2 separate regions of the Mus musculus genome follow, and region 1 is linked to region 2. The links are chromatin contacts, found by Hi-C or POLR2A ChIA-PET in ENCODE. All regions are on one chromosome and are shown on one strand. Each heading gives the region's core, a stretch centred on a gene start or an enhancer-like site at or near the end of the contact. The rest is flanking DNA. Distances are from core to core; before and after follow the strand shown. Region 1 has its middle 6.4 kb from the start of Gm46748. Region 2 has its middle 39 kb from the start of Gm46748.

Region 1 (5,998 bases), core at 1,421-3,920, 33 kb after region 2:
CAAGCCTGCACTAATTTACATGCAAGGGTTCTGGCTGGACTGGAGTGGCTCGGAGTGGGTTTGCTGTGTAAAGCCATCCCCCACAAATCTGATGCTTGTTATACATCCAAGGTCTCACCAAGGAGAAGAGCTCCATGCAGGCTCCATCAGGAGCAACCTCATGCATGAACAGTCGCAGCAGCAATTCTCTGTAGTTGCTCTCACCTTCAGGCTGCTCTTTTGTTAGTCTTACATTTTTGTGTGTGCTACAGATGCATCGGCTGTACAACCATGGAAGCCCGTCCCCATTGCTGGTGCATATGTGTGAACCTGGGCACATCAGGGAACTGACTGACAGCAATGACTCTGGCTCACAGGAAAGACAACAGGAGCAAGGAGTCTGACAGCTCAGCCCACAAAACCTTCTGAATATACTCTGATTCTTTTGTTTTGTGTTGTCTTGTTTTGTTTTTTTTTTAAAGAGTAATATTTCCTCTGGATTTATTTCTGATCTCTCTCTTTCTCCTTTCATTTTTCCCAGCTATCTACTAATTATGGCTTCATTCCAACTAAGGAAACAGGCTTCCTCACATCCATTACTGACAAATTGCAACACTGTTGCTGGATAGAATCTATTCATTCTATTAGACCTGGTTTCAGCAACAATCTTATTAGGGAGCAAGTTTCTGGTTTTCTTTCTTTCTTTCTTTCTTTCTTTCTTTCTTTCTTTCTTTCTTTCTTTCTTTCTTTCTTTCTTTCTTTCTCTCTCTCTCTCTCTCTCTCTCTCTTTCTTTCTTTCTTTCTTTCTTTCTTTCTTTCTTTCTTTCTTTCTTTCTCTCTTTTTCAAGACAGTTCCCCAATGGCATTTTTTTTTGTAGCTTTCTATTTTAAGTGTAGTTATACAGTTGGCTTGAACTTTCTTTGGCAATATCTCAGTGTATATTTGTGTCTGGGGCATTAAAAAAAAGAAAGAAGAAAAGAATAATCCTCTTGGAAACAACATGTTTTCCTACTAAACATCACCACTTACACGTTTTGGAAGTTAGTATCATGTAAGTCACAGTAGTTAGGTGGCTGATTCTGGTGAGAGAGTGTGTGCAAATATGAGAATATGAGAACTTCATCCAGAGACATGTCTCATGGTTTGGCTGCCGCAGTGGCTGAAGCTGTCTTTCTCAAAAGGCATAGTCAGCAAAGACTGGTACCGCTCATCCCAGGATGCTTTTATCTGTTGGTGTAGTGCCTGGCCATTGTGCAGTAGGTAGACAGAGCACATTGTGAAACATCTGGGTCTGGATAATTAACATCCGAACTGGATAGGCAGTTCACAAGAGACAAGATGGCAGATCCAACCAGGGCAGGCTGGGTTACCTGGACAGGGCTTGGCTTTTGTAGCTCAGAGATGGTGTGAATGGAACTGGGGGGGGGGGGGGGCAGACCTTGTAACTGTTGACAAGATACTGAGTCTCCCTGACATTTTTCTCTTCTGTGGTGAGAATAATAATTAGAACCTGCTTGTATTTTTTTTTTTTTTTTGAGGACTTGGTGAGTGTCTTAGTTGCTATTCTATTGCCGTGAAGAGACTCCATGGCCAAGGCAATTTTTATAAAAGAAAACATTTAATGGGGGCTTGCTTACAGCCTCAGAGAGCTAGCATATTTTTCTTCCTATTCTTATTCTTCCCATGGAGAACATGGAAGCAGGCTTGGTGCTGGAGAAGTAGCTGAGAGCTACACCCTGATGCAGAAGCAGTGTTTGAAACCTCAAAACCTGTCCACAGTGACACGGCCAGCTACAACAAGGCCACACCCACTCCAGCAAGGTCATACCTCCTAATCCTTACACTAACTGGGGACCAAGCATTCCGTCATATGACCTATGGGGTTCTTCTCATTTACAGCACCACAGTGAGTTAATACACAGGAGATGCTGAATATGTGGCACGTGGTCAGTATCAGCTGCTAACTCCCCCTCATTTGTACACACATTTGTCTCACTGCCTTGCCCAGGACTGTGGTTAAAATGAAATTACTAACCCTGGATGGAGAATGTATGGCACAGGATAGACATGATCATCTGATGCAACCGAGTATGCCGCTAATTTTCAAGGGGCTATTTTTAAGTAGGAAGTTCAAGGTTTTAGGTTTCAATCCATATCTCCATTTAAAATGGTTCTCCAGGCGTTCATGGGGGGGGTGGGGGGGTGGTGTTCATTCGCTCCATGTTCTCTGTTCCTACTTATCTCCCGTGCCAGCTTTTGGGTTTTCTAGAACTCACTTTCTACAGCCCCCTCAGAAAAGTGGAAGAGTTAAACAGCAGACAGAGACCTCCTTGAAATTTCACTAGCCTGTGGCAGCAGCTTCTGGGGCAGGTTGGACCAAGAAATCCCATCCTACACCGGGCCAGGCACCATGCCTGCAAAGCTCTCAGGCCACACAAATCTGGCGATTATGCCTGTAAAGTCTTTGTTCTGGATGGGCTGGCCCTTGGATTTGAAAGGGTTCTCCTTTCTTAGAGCCACATGCAGAACTAAACTGCACTTCGAGGATACGCAGGAATCGTATTTACCTCCCTGTTCACAACCTGGCGACCCTAGCTGTCCCTTTGCCCCTGGCCTGGGTCCCACATTTTGCATCTCACCACAGCTTACAGAGTCAGGCTTGGGGACAGTGAGAACCTAGCTCTGCTTTCCAGCGGGGTGGCGGGGTTATTGAAACGGATATGCCTTTCATAGCCCTTTTTGTTAGGTGTCACATGGCTCCACAGGACGCTCCATCCTAACATCCTCCTGTGGTCTGAACGGTGGTGACGGGGATGGGGGTTGAGGGGGCAAGGCTTGGGGGAAGGGCTGCTTAAAGCTTTCCTTTCCACGTCATACCTCTGGGGGAAGACAGGATTTCTCTTTCCTTCCTTCCTTCCTCCTTCCTTCCTCCCTTCCTTCCTTCCTCCCGTCCCTCCCTCCCCTCTCTCTTTACTTAAAGCAAACCCTCAAGACACTCCCCCCAAAAGAAACAAAACAACAACAAAAGACAAAAACAAATAAACAAAAAAACCCCAAGTTCCTCGAATAGATTGCTTTCAATTTCCCCTCCCCCCTCCATATAGCCCACGACGCCACCAACAGTGCCACCTAGTGGCCAAATACAAATTTGTCCCTTCATTCTGAGTCGGCCAGCTTTTTAAAAGAAAAGAGAATGTCTCAGGGAAGTAAATGAAAAAAACAAAACAAAAAAAAAAAAATGTTGTTTGGGGAGGGGGCATGTTCCTATATTTTCTTAAGAACATAATGAGGCCTAAAACCCGTTTTCTCTAGTTTCTTCCTGCAGGCGTTTACATTCTTAAAGTAACAGCCACTCTGATTTTATTATAATTTTAAAGTTGCCTGCTGATGATCAGTATTTTACACTTCAGCACGGATAATCTACACTTCAAAGTGTAATATTTTTAAATGAGTGACATAAAAACAAACCAGAAACATGTCTCAGACTTTACAACCACATTGCCTGGTAAAAATGCTATATATTTTAATATTAAAATTTAAAATGCTGTATATTTTTTAATAGTAGTAATCTCTAGGAGGAGATGAGAATTTTAGCCAATGGATTCTTTTCAAAAGCAGAGGAAACAGTGAAAAACCTCTTTAATGAAATCTCTTGGACGTTTCAAAAAATGAAAACTCCTGATTTCACTTTAAATGAAATTTAAATTTTTAAATAATTTCATGTTCTCAGGAAGCTTCGGAATAGCATAAATAAGACCTGTGCACTACCTGGCTTTTCCCAATAGTGACATTTAACAAGACTCTAGTATGCTGTCAACACAGGAAACCAACATGGGTACAGTTCATGCGATTTATTCTTGTCCCACCTGCTCTGTGTGCGCTCATTCTTGTGTGAATATAGTTCTATGCAATGTCATCGTATGTGTAGATATACGTACCAACGCCATGATCCGAATTCTTCCATCACCACAGAACGGCATTGTGCTACCTCTTTCTTATTAAAAAAAAGAAAAGAAAGAAAGAGAGAGAGAAAGAGAGAGAAAGAAAGAAAAGACCAAACATGCCATTGTCTCTGCAGGAATAAGGCACGAGAGCAGCAACAGCAAGGCCATCACAAAGTTGTTGAACACCATAGCGTGTTATGTTATTGTTTAAATAATAGTGCTACGTATCCCCCAGCTGTAACAGTTTCCATTTAAAGAGATCACAGCAACAGGCAAAGAAATGGCAATTCATAGGATGCCTTCTAACACATCAGATTAAACCCCACAGCCACTAGGCACTAAGCCAGGTGTTGAAGGCACTACACGGAAGGGCAAAGTGCACTGCTCAGCCCCAGCCCCTAAGTCTTTAGCCAAGACTTTCCTTGAGACCTTTCAGTGGCCAGGGCCACCCTAGGCTCTGTAGATTCAAGAGTAAGGCCTGCTCTGACTACACAGCTGGGCACAGAGCCATTGCTGACAGAGTTGGATGGAACGTGCGCTTACCTTTCTAACTCTTTACCTCTTGCGGGGTGGGTTTACAGCTTCAAACTTACCTACCAGTAGGTCTACAATATGTTGGGAAAGCTGCTTTATCACGAGAAGCAAGGGTGATTTGAGTAGCTCCTCTGAGGGAAGCAAAGGTGAGATGCAGTGTGTGAGCACCTGGGAGTCAGCCATAGGCCTCTGTGTCGGCTTTGCCACCCATTCCCTGGGGTCCTTACATGACCGTTGATTACCTTAAATTTCCCCATGTCAAGGCGAGGGACTTCAGCAGATCATGGCCAAAGTCCTCTCCGTGCTATCTTATAAAGTAAAGGTTAAAAGGTTTCTTGGTGGTATAGGATTCTAATTATTGAGTTGGTGATAAAAGTTAATTAGAAATGCTTCATACAATTTAAAATAGGCTTCTATCTCAAAATGGATGGTTTAAGGACTGTGGATTCTTGTAAATAACCCTGGGGTATTTATTACAACTGTACTAATGGTATCACTGTCCTACATTCCTGGTGAGTGGAGATCTCGCTGATGAAGGAATTCTGGAGTTCAAACGCGCCTCTCCCACCTGTGCCACCTTTCAGAGCCATTAAAGCCAATGAACTTCATCTGCTCTCTTCAGTTTGCCATTTACTGACATGATATCAGGCATCTAGTTTACTAGATGAAATTTAAAACACAGATAAATATTTCATGTTCAAGATTTTAAAGGATTCTGATACACGAACAGAACTTCAGCTGTGTGGACTGGGGAGCTGGCTCGGTGGATACAGCACCTGCTGGCCAAGTGCTGGAACCAGCATTCGGATCCCCAGAACTCACATCCAAGTTGGGTGGGTACAGTAGCCAGCTTGAATCCCAGAACCTGGGAGGCAGAGGCTGGGGCTTCCTTCAGCAAGCTGGTTGGCTCAACTTGGTGAGCTCTGAGTTCAGGAAGCAGGTCTGTCTCAGTGAATAAAGTGGAGCGTGACCCAGGAAGAAGACAGACATCAACTGCAGACCTCTACATGCGTGTCCATGTGCACCAGCACACACATGAGTGCACAGTGCTCACGGCATTCCTGCCACACCAAAGTCTTCACACGTGTGACTTATGATCCACGCAAAAGGATAAGACCTTCAATGACCTTGGAATAATATTTCTAGCCACCAAAACTTAACATTTGTTTAAAAATACTAATATTGACAATCCCCTACCTCTGGGCATCACACATACCGGAAAATATGGACAAAATTTAAGTAAGAAAATGTAGAATGAAAGGTTCATAGTCTAAGAGGCGATAATCTATTTTCAAATGGTTGGCCATTTTAAGGGATTTATTCTTTCGGTTAAGGTATTTTAGGTGAACATTTACTATATGCCAGGCATTGGAGAAATAACAAGGAATAAAACATAAAAATAACTGCCTTTATGGCTTTTCATTCTTGGGTATAAGTTGAAAAGACAGGATAGAAGGCAAAAAATGAGGGAAGTTACCTCACTAGAAGGTAATAGAAGAAATACGTAAGACAGAAAGAAGGTGTGTGTGAGTGCGTGTGT
Region 2 (6,365 bases), core at 949-3,448:
GAGCCAGGGTTCCTGTGCCTGAGAGCTGGGGCTTGCATGCTCTGAACTTCCGGTTGGCAACAAAGGTGGGAGCACCTGGGTTTTCTTATCAGCAGGGCCCAGATGTAGGGCAGAGGGGAAGCGGAAGTGGAAGGGCTGGGAAGCTGTCAGCAGCCACAGTCACCAGCAAAATACAATCAGAACCTTCACTGTATGGGGCCAGTTTGGCCTAGTTTGTATTTTTCTACTCGCTGACTTTTGTCTAAGAAATATTTTCTAATCTCGATAAAGAGTATTTTCTTCTAGTAGGTTCTAGATATTGCAGCTAAGCCTTTGATCTATTTTGCATGGATTTTTTTGTGTATGATGTGAAGTCTAGGAGTCTTTGTGTTTTCGTGGCATTGGTTGGCTCTCACTTGATGCCTTTTCTTTCACTTATGACCTGGACATCTTTAATAAAAGCAATTGGCTGTAAACCCAGCTAAAAGGATTCCCTATTCTGCTTCATTGATGCCTACCCTGTATTCACACAATAACATACCATTTTACTAGTATAAATTTATAGTCCTAAACATTTTCATAATTACCCTAAGTTTAGCTTTTGAGATTGATCTTCTTTTGCATTTTTATGTGTTTTAAGATTGATCAATTGCCATGAGAAACAAAACAGCCTTTCTAATGCCTAATAGAAATTATGAATCTGTAGATTAATCTGGGAAGAACTGGTATTTTAATATCTCAATTTTATCTAATGACAAATGAACATCTATTTAGGTATATTTCTCACTTCTTTAAAATATGCTGTAATTTTCAGCATATGGATTTTACACCTATTAAATTTTCCACGTTTTTTATTGTGTGTCTGTTTATGTGTATGTGTACAGGAACAGGCACATGCACACATATGTAAGGTTACACGTGGAAGCCAGAGGCTTATGTTGATTATCTTCAATAGTTTACAGCTTTGTTTGTTTGCTTGTTTGTTTGATTTTTGAGGCAGAGTCTCTCACTGATCCTGGAGTTTGCTGACACTGCTAGGCTATCCAGGGCTGCTTGTGCCCCACCTAACAGAGGCTAGTACTATGACACGATTGTACCAACTCACACAAAACCATCCAAGAAGGAACTTCTAGGCAACTTGCAAATACAGAGGTACCCAGGACTCAAGCAGGCCAAGTTCATAGTGTGGCAGCTTAGCACAGGGGTTGAGTGATGCTACCTCTAAAGAGAAAATGCCATTCGATATAACAGATCCAGAAATGATGTAGACAATGGAATTGGTATGCATGGGTGCTTTAAAGGCTCCCGAAGCTGTGTTCTATATCTTCAGGAAGCTAGAGGGAAGGTGAAAAATAATAGTACTGATATAAACAATGTAAGAAAAAGGGGACCTAAATGTAACTGCCAATGACGAAAATGACAGCGTCTAGAATAGAAAACCATAGGCTTCAAGACAGATTAAACAGTAAGGGAGAAACAGCAGTGAAGTTCATAGATTAAAACTCAAACAGAAGGAGATCCATGGACTGGTCACAGGGCAACTCCAGGCGCCTAACGTGGGAGAACATAGAGTGAGCGAGAGGGTCTGAAAGACAAGAGAAATCTCCAGGGGCAATAGGATATGGATAGGAGATGGTGGTGATGGCTTCATGAGTACACACAAATGTACATATGTGCATACATGCCCATGCACATGTACACGTGTATATGCATGAGAAATATACTGTGCATCTTTTGGTAAAGCAAAACATCACACCCTGTAAATGTGCAATGGATTGTGTCCCTGGTACCTCAATAAAACTGATTATTCGTTGCTAATGAACTACATAGACATTCAACCGTGGTTTAGTAAAAGGTTAAACTTTCATATGCTCTGAAAAGACTAGATGCTGTCTGTCTGTTTGTTTTTAATGTATCGACCTTATATCCCTCAACTTCATGAAACTCGGGCTTTCTGACAATGTTTTCTCTGGTTACTATTATTGTGACTTAAATTGTGATTAAACTTAGGGTCTTCTAAATAAGATGCAAAGGTCTATCTATGTCAGAGCTTTTCGAACTGTGAAGTACCCTATAGATTAGTGTAATAACTGCAACACAAAGAAATGTATTTGAATCCCCTGCCTGAGCCCCTGGGTTTCTCTATGGAAGATCAAGGGCCACCGACTGAATGCTGGCATCCCACGAGGACACTAATGCACACAGGATCCCACCATACCCAGGGGCCAGACGCCCATCCTCCTCCAACAATTGCAGGAAATGGACTCAGCTCCCTTTTCCTCAGAGTTCGTGTGCCAGCTCCCCTCTGGGGAAACCCCTGTATCCTGTCTGCTTGATATTTGATGCTTGGTGAAAGCAGGCCCGCATTGTCCGGGAGCTGGATGTGAGCTGTTCAGCACAGAGGTATTCTAGATTCTCTGGGGATGTCTCAGAAAGGCCCCTGGAGCCTGGCTGGGATACTTCGCCATCATAGTGCTGCTAAGTGTCTGGGCTTATCCGCATTGCCAGGGCAAAGGTGAGGTTCTTCTCCAGACCCTGGCTCATCAATCTTATACCCTCCCATGAAAGACCGCTTCCACCCGCTGGCCCAGATACCATAATCTTCAGGTTCTCGCATTACAAGCTGGTGTTACAGTCACATTATATCATTCATCCTTATGAGAAACTAGTTATTCAGTCTTGGTAAATTCATTAACAGACCCCTATAGACTGCCAACAGCGGATGATTAGACTAGATCGTGAATGGGATGTGGTGAGAAATCTTGACATTTGCATTGCAGTGTTTTCTTAAAAGCACAAGCAAATATTCTTTCATGTGGACATCACATTTCCTTCATGTCCTGTCAAACATTTGATGTGCCTCTGAGCTTTTGTCTTGTTTTGTTGATGGCCATGTGACAGGCAATGCTCCTGGAAAGGCTTGGAGGGCCTTAGGGAATGGCACATACCTTCCATTTCTCCTGCAGTCTCTGATGGCCCCTCATAGGGAGCTCATCTTTGCTCCAAATGTCTTCAACAACATGGAGAGTTTAACAATGGGTGAATTCATTTTCTCAGAGCCAGGAATTACTCAGACTTCAAGGTTTCTGGAATTAAAAGGGGATTTTTGGTTTCTACATCAGGTCACCCATGACACAGGGCAACTTCTGTTCTTAAGTGGGATTAAAAAAATGCTTTTAAGAGGCATATTGAAAGGGCTCAGAAGATTTTGTGGACATCAAATAGTTTTGAAAAGACAATATTTTGATGGTTTAATTATAACAAAATAGGAAACATGCAGATTAAATTGACCCTAAAACACACATGGTTTTTAAAAAGTAAAGGCGAAGAATTCTAACAAAATACAATTTTTGGAATCTAAAACACATGAACAAAACCAAGAAGACTGGTGGATTCCAAACACAGCAGCTGCCTACGGTGATCTGCCATCTCATAACCCATGGAGGCGACAGGATGCCTCTCTGTGTCACTCTGGACTTTCTGACCAACTGGGATCCCATTTTCCAACTCAGCTTTACCTCTGAAACTGAATAAACAAGCAAAATCCTTTGCGTGATAAAATAGGTTGTTTTTGTTTGGTTTTGTCTTAAGCTTTGAATAAAATTGTGTTCTTTGAATTCTTTACAAACACAGGCTTGTTCTCAAGGAGTTGAAGTTTTACATTAAAGTATTTGATGACTGTTGTTTAGCTTCTCCCTTGCCAGGGAGTTGGGTGTTACTATGAGTTATAGAATTAGGAGATTTCAGAGTTTGTATCCCCATGATATGATGGTGCCTCCTTTTTGTGCCGAAGAAGTCTTCATCAAGTACTAATTTAGACTGACAGACACTTCTCTGCCTTGGGGTGAGGCAGGTGTCTCCTCTTCCCCTCAGGGCTCTTCTTGGTACCTTGCTTCTTTGTTGGGGAAGTTTTGTCTGTGAGAACTTACTCGTGGGGTATTAGAGATGCTAACACAAAAGTGCATTTGTGCAGAGGAGTCTTCCCTTGGCCTGGGGCTTGCTGCGTAGTTCATGAGTGTTTCCACTTAAGTTCAGTCTGGGGCTCTGGGATCTTACACACCTAGATGCTAATCTGTGGGAGCAAAGGCCTGTTTCAGGGTCTCTCCGGGAGATTTTTGCTTCCTGCCTGTGTTGTTACCCTTCTCCTCTTAGAGGGTGACCAGAGACCTGACAATTTCTGAGTGGCACATTGTGTGTGAGTGTAGTCTTTGGGCCTCATCCAACCTGGGGAAGGTTTTCCTTGGCTTCTGTACATGTTATCATGAGACCAACAAGAGTTAGCAAATATGGGGCTGGAGAAACGGCTCAGTGGTAAGGAGCACTCACTGCTCTTCCAGAGGACCTTAACTTGGTTCCCAGCACCCATGGCTAAAATTGAACTACAGCTCCAGGCATCGGATACTTCTGGCCTCCACAGGTACCTATACTCACATACATATGCCCATATACTAATACATAGCCCCATATATAATTAAAAATAATAAAATTAACCTAAAAATGTAGCCATTTTTTAAACGTAAATGAACCCATGGTTCCCAGGACTTGCTTTTCTCTCTTATTTCCCACCTTTAGATTTTGGCCTCCTGGGTCCTTACATCCTTGTTAGAATAGGGACACGTCATGAGACAGTTTTCGTTAATGCTGACACTTTCCGCTGGCTTTTAAAACCTTGTGATATAAAGTTGAGTTATGGTGGCAGTCAGTGCAAGAACCAGAGTGAAGTCTGAGCCTCGAGGGTTGGAACAGGGAGCTCTCTCTTTTGCTCACCCCTGAGTACTGGCAATGTGTTCTCAGGTTCTTTTCATTAATGAAATCCCGTGTTAGAGACTTTATGAGAATCCTGTCTACCTCAGCCCTAGGTAGTGCACATGAATGTCTAAGATGAGATTTATTTCCATACAATTCTAAGAAATTTAGGATGGTGTCCATTTTAAAGACTTAATTTAATTGGCCTTTACCTTGAGGAAAAAGAAGCAATATGTTTTGAAAGCGAGTCATATGATGCCATTAATTTATCTTCAGTAAAAAAAACAAAAACAAAAACAAAAACAAAAACAAAAACAAAAACTAACTGTAAGTTGAGTGAAGTAGAATCACATCTCCCAGTAGAGAGCACCCTCACTTCCATGTTTTACTTCTCTTCACAGAGGATAGTCCAGCCCCACATGGAGTGACTGTGGGCTCCACCCCAGCCACTGAGACCTCTCGAGTCCAAGTGTGTTCCAGTTAGTGAAGTCATACCGCTGCCCTCAGGGAAGACAATGCACACAGCGTGAATGCCTGCTGGAACCAGGGGTGTCGTGCTGGTAGGATGGTGATGACCAGCCTCAGTGAAAGAGAATCTGGATGCAGAAGGAATATTTTCCAGCACCTGAGGATTCTGCTTCTGGTAACAAGGTCCTGTCAGCTAACGCTGAGCCTGGCCAGTAGGCAGGAGCTTCATTGTGAACCTTCCAGGAAGGTTTACAATGTAAGAAGGGTGACCGCATAAGTGACTATCTAACCTTCCTTTTCAACCTGTTGTTTAGGGGACATTTGCTGCCCTCTGGCCTTGGGAACTCTTCTTGACTTGCTGGAAATAAATTATGCCTATTTTTTTGGTAATCAATAGCTCATAGTATTGTTGTTCAGTGGGCACCAACTATAGACCCTTTATACCAACCTACTGGAGGTGTTGGTCAAAACTTTTGCACTTCTGGGATGAGTTCAGGAGTCTATTTAGACACCAAAATCCCTGTGAGTTTATGGCATGAAAGAGCATGACTTCCCCTTTACATAAACGTTATCATCAACATGGGCAAACACTTACTGAAACGGCCTCTATGTTCACTGCTCTGTATATTCTCCATGCTAAAAAAATGATCTCTAGGCAGCCTTTACTCACTGGATCAGATCATTTGGCATTCTCTAGTGCTGATTCCATCTACCTATTTTATAACTACAGTCATCATCTTTATTGAAAACATCCACACACATTTTGTCATCATGGATTTTCTGTAAGATGAGAAAAACAGGTAGAAATATTTTCCTCTTGACTTTAGACAGCTAAAATCTGAAATATGACAGTACCATTGAAGACAAAGTCAAATTGAGAAAGTTAGAGGAGAGGGAAGCTGGAGTCTCTCATTGTTCAGAAATTCCTTTAATCCTGAAATGATAATTCATTTAAGCAAGTTTCTCTTATCTCAGTCCAATATAGCTTCACATAATAAAAGCGGAATTTCTTCACCACAATTCCTTTTATGAATCGACACAGGCTAAGACTTGAGTATTTGGCTTGATGATTTTCTTAAAGAAGAAAAGCATCACTTACAATAACTTCACATTCCAAAAGAGCTCACATAAATATTGTTACTTGGGTCTAGTTTAGGAAATATCTAATAAAG

The links. A loop is a pair of places that touch in the nucleus more often than their neighbours do. ChIA-PET counts read pairs that join two places held with the same protein, here RNA polymerase II (POLR2A).
Region 1: a loop to region 2 is called in a map of heart, with 3 times the contacts of the local background. The contact joins two enhancer-like sites. A Hi-C loop is called at or near these places in 2 of 37 maps with a recorded cell type or tissue (both heart). POLR2A ChIA-PET finds 5 or more read pairs at or near these places in 1 of 5 experiments (embryonic stem cell).

Annotation. Positions count from the first base shown.
Region 1 is chr2:75,052,261-75,058,258 of GRCm38, forward strand. No RefSeq gene overlaps it. Among named protein-coding and RNA genes, the nearest start is that of Gm46748, 6.4 kb to the right of the region's middle. Within about 2 kb of position 2,671, at least 2 of the 3 ENCODE cell types and tissues checked have a DNase peak (open chromatin) inside an H3K27ac peak, as active enhancers do; they include heart, where a contact is called at or near this core.
Region 2 is chr2:75,019,578-75,025,942 of GRCm38, forward strand. No RefSeq gene overlaps it. Among named protein-coding and RNA genes, the nearest start is that of Gm46748, 39 kb to the right of the region's middle. Within about 2 kb of position 2,199, at least 1 of the 3 ENCODE cell types and tissues checked has a DNase peak (open chromatin) inside an H3K27ac peak, as active enhancers do; it is heart, where a contact is called at or near this core.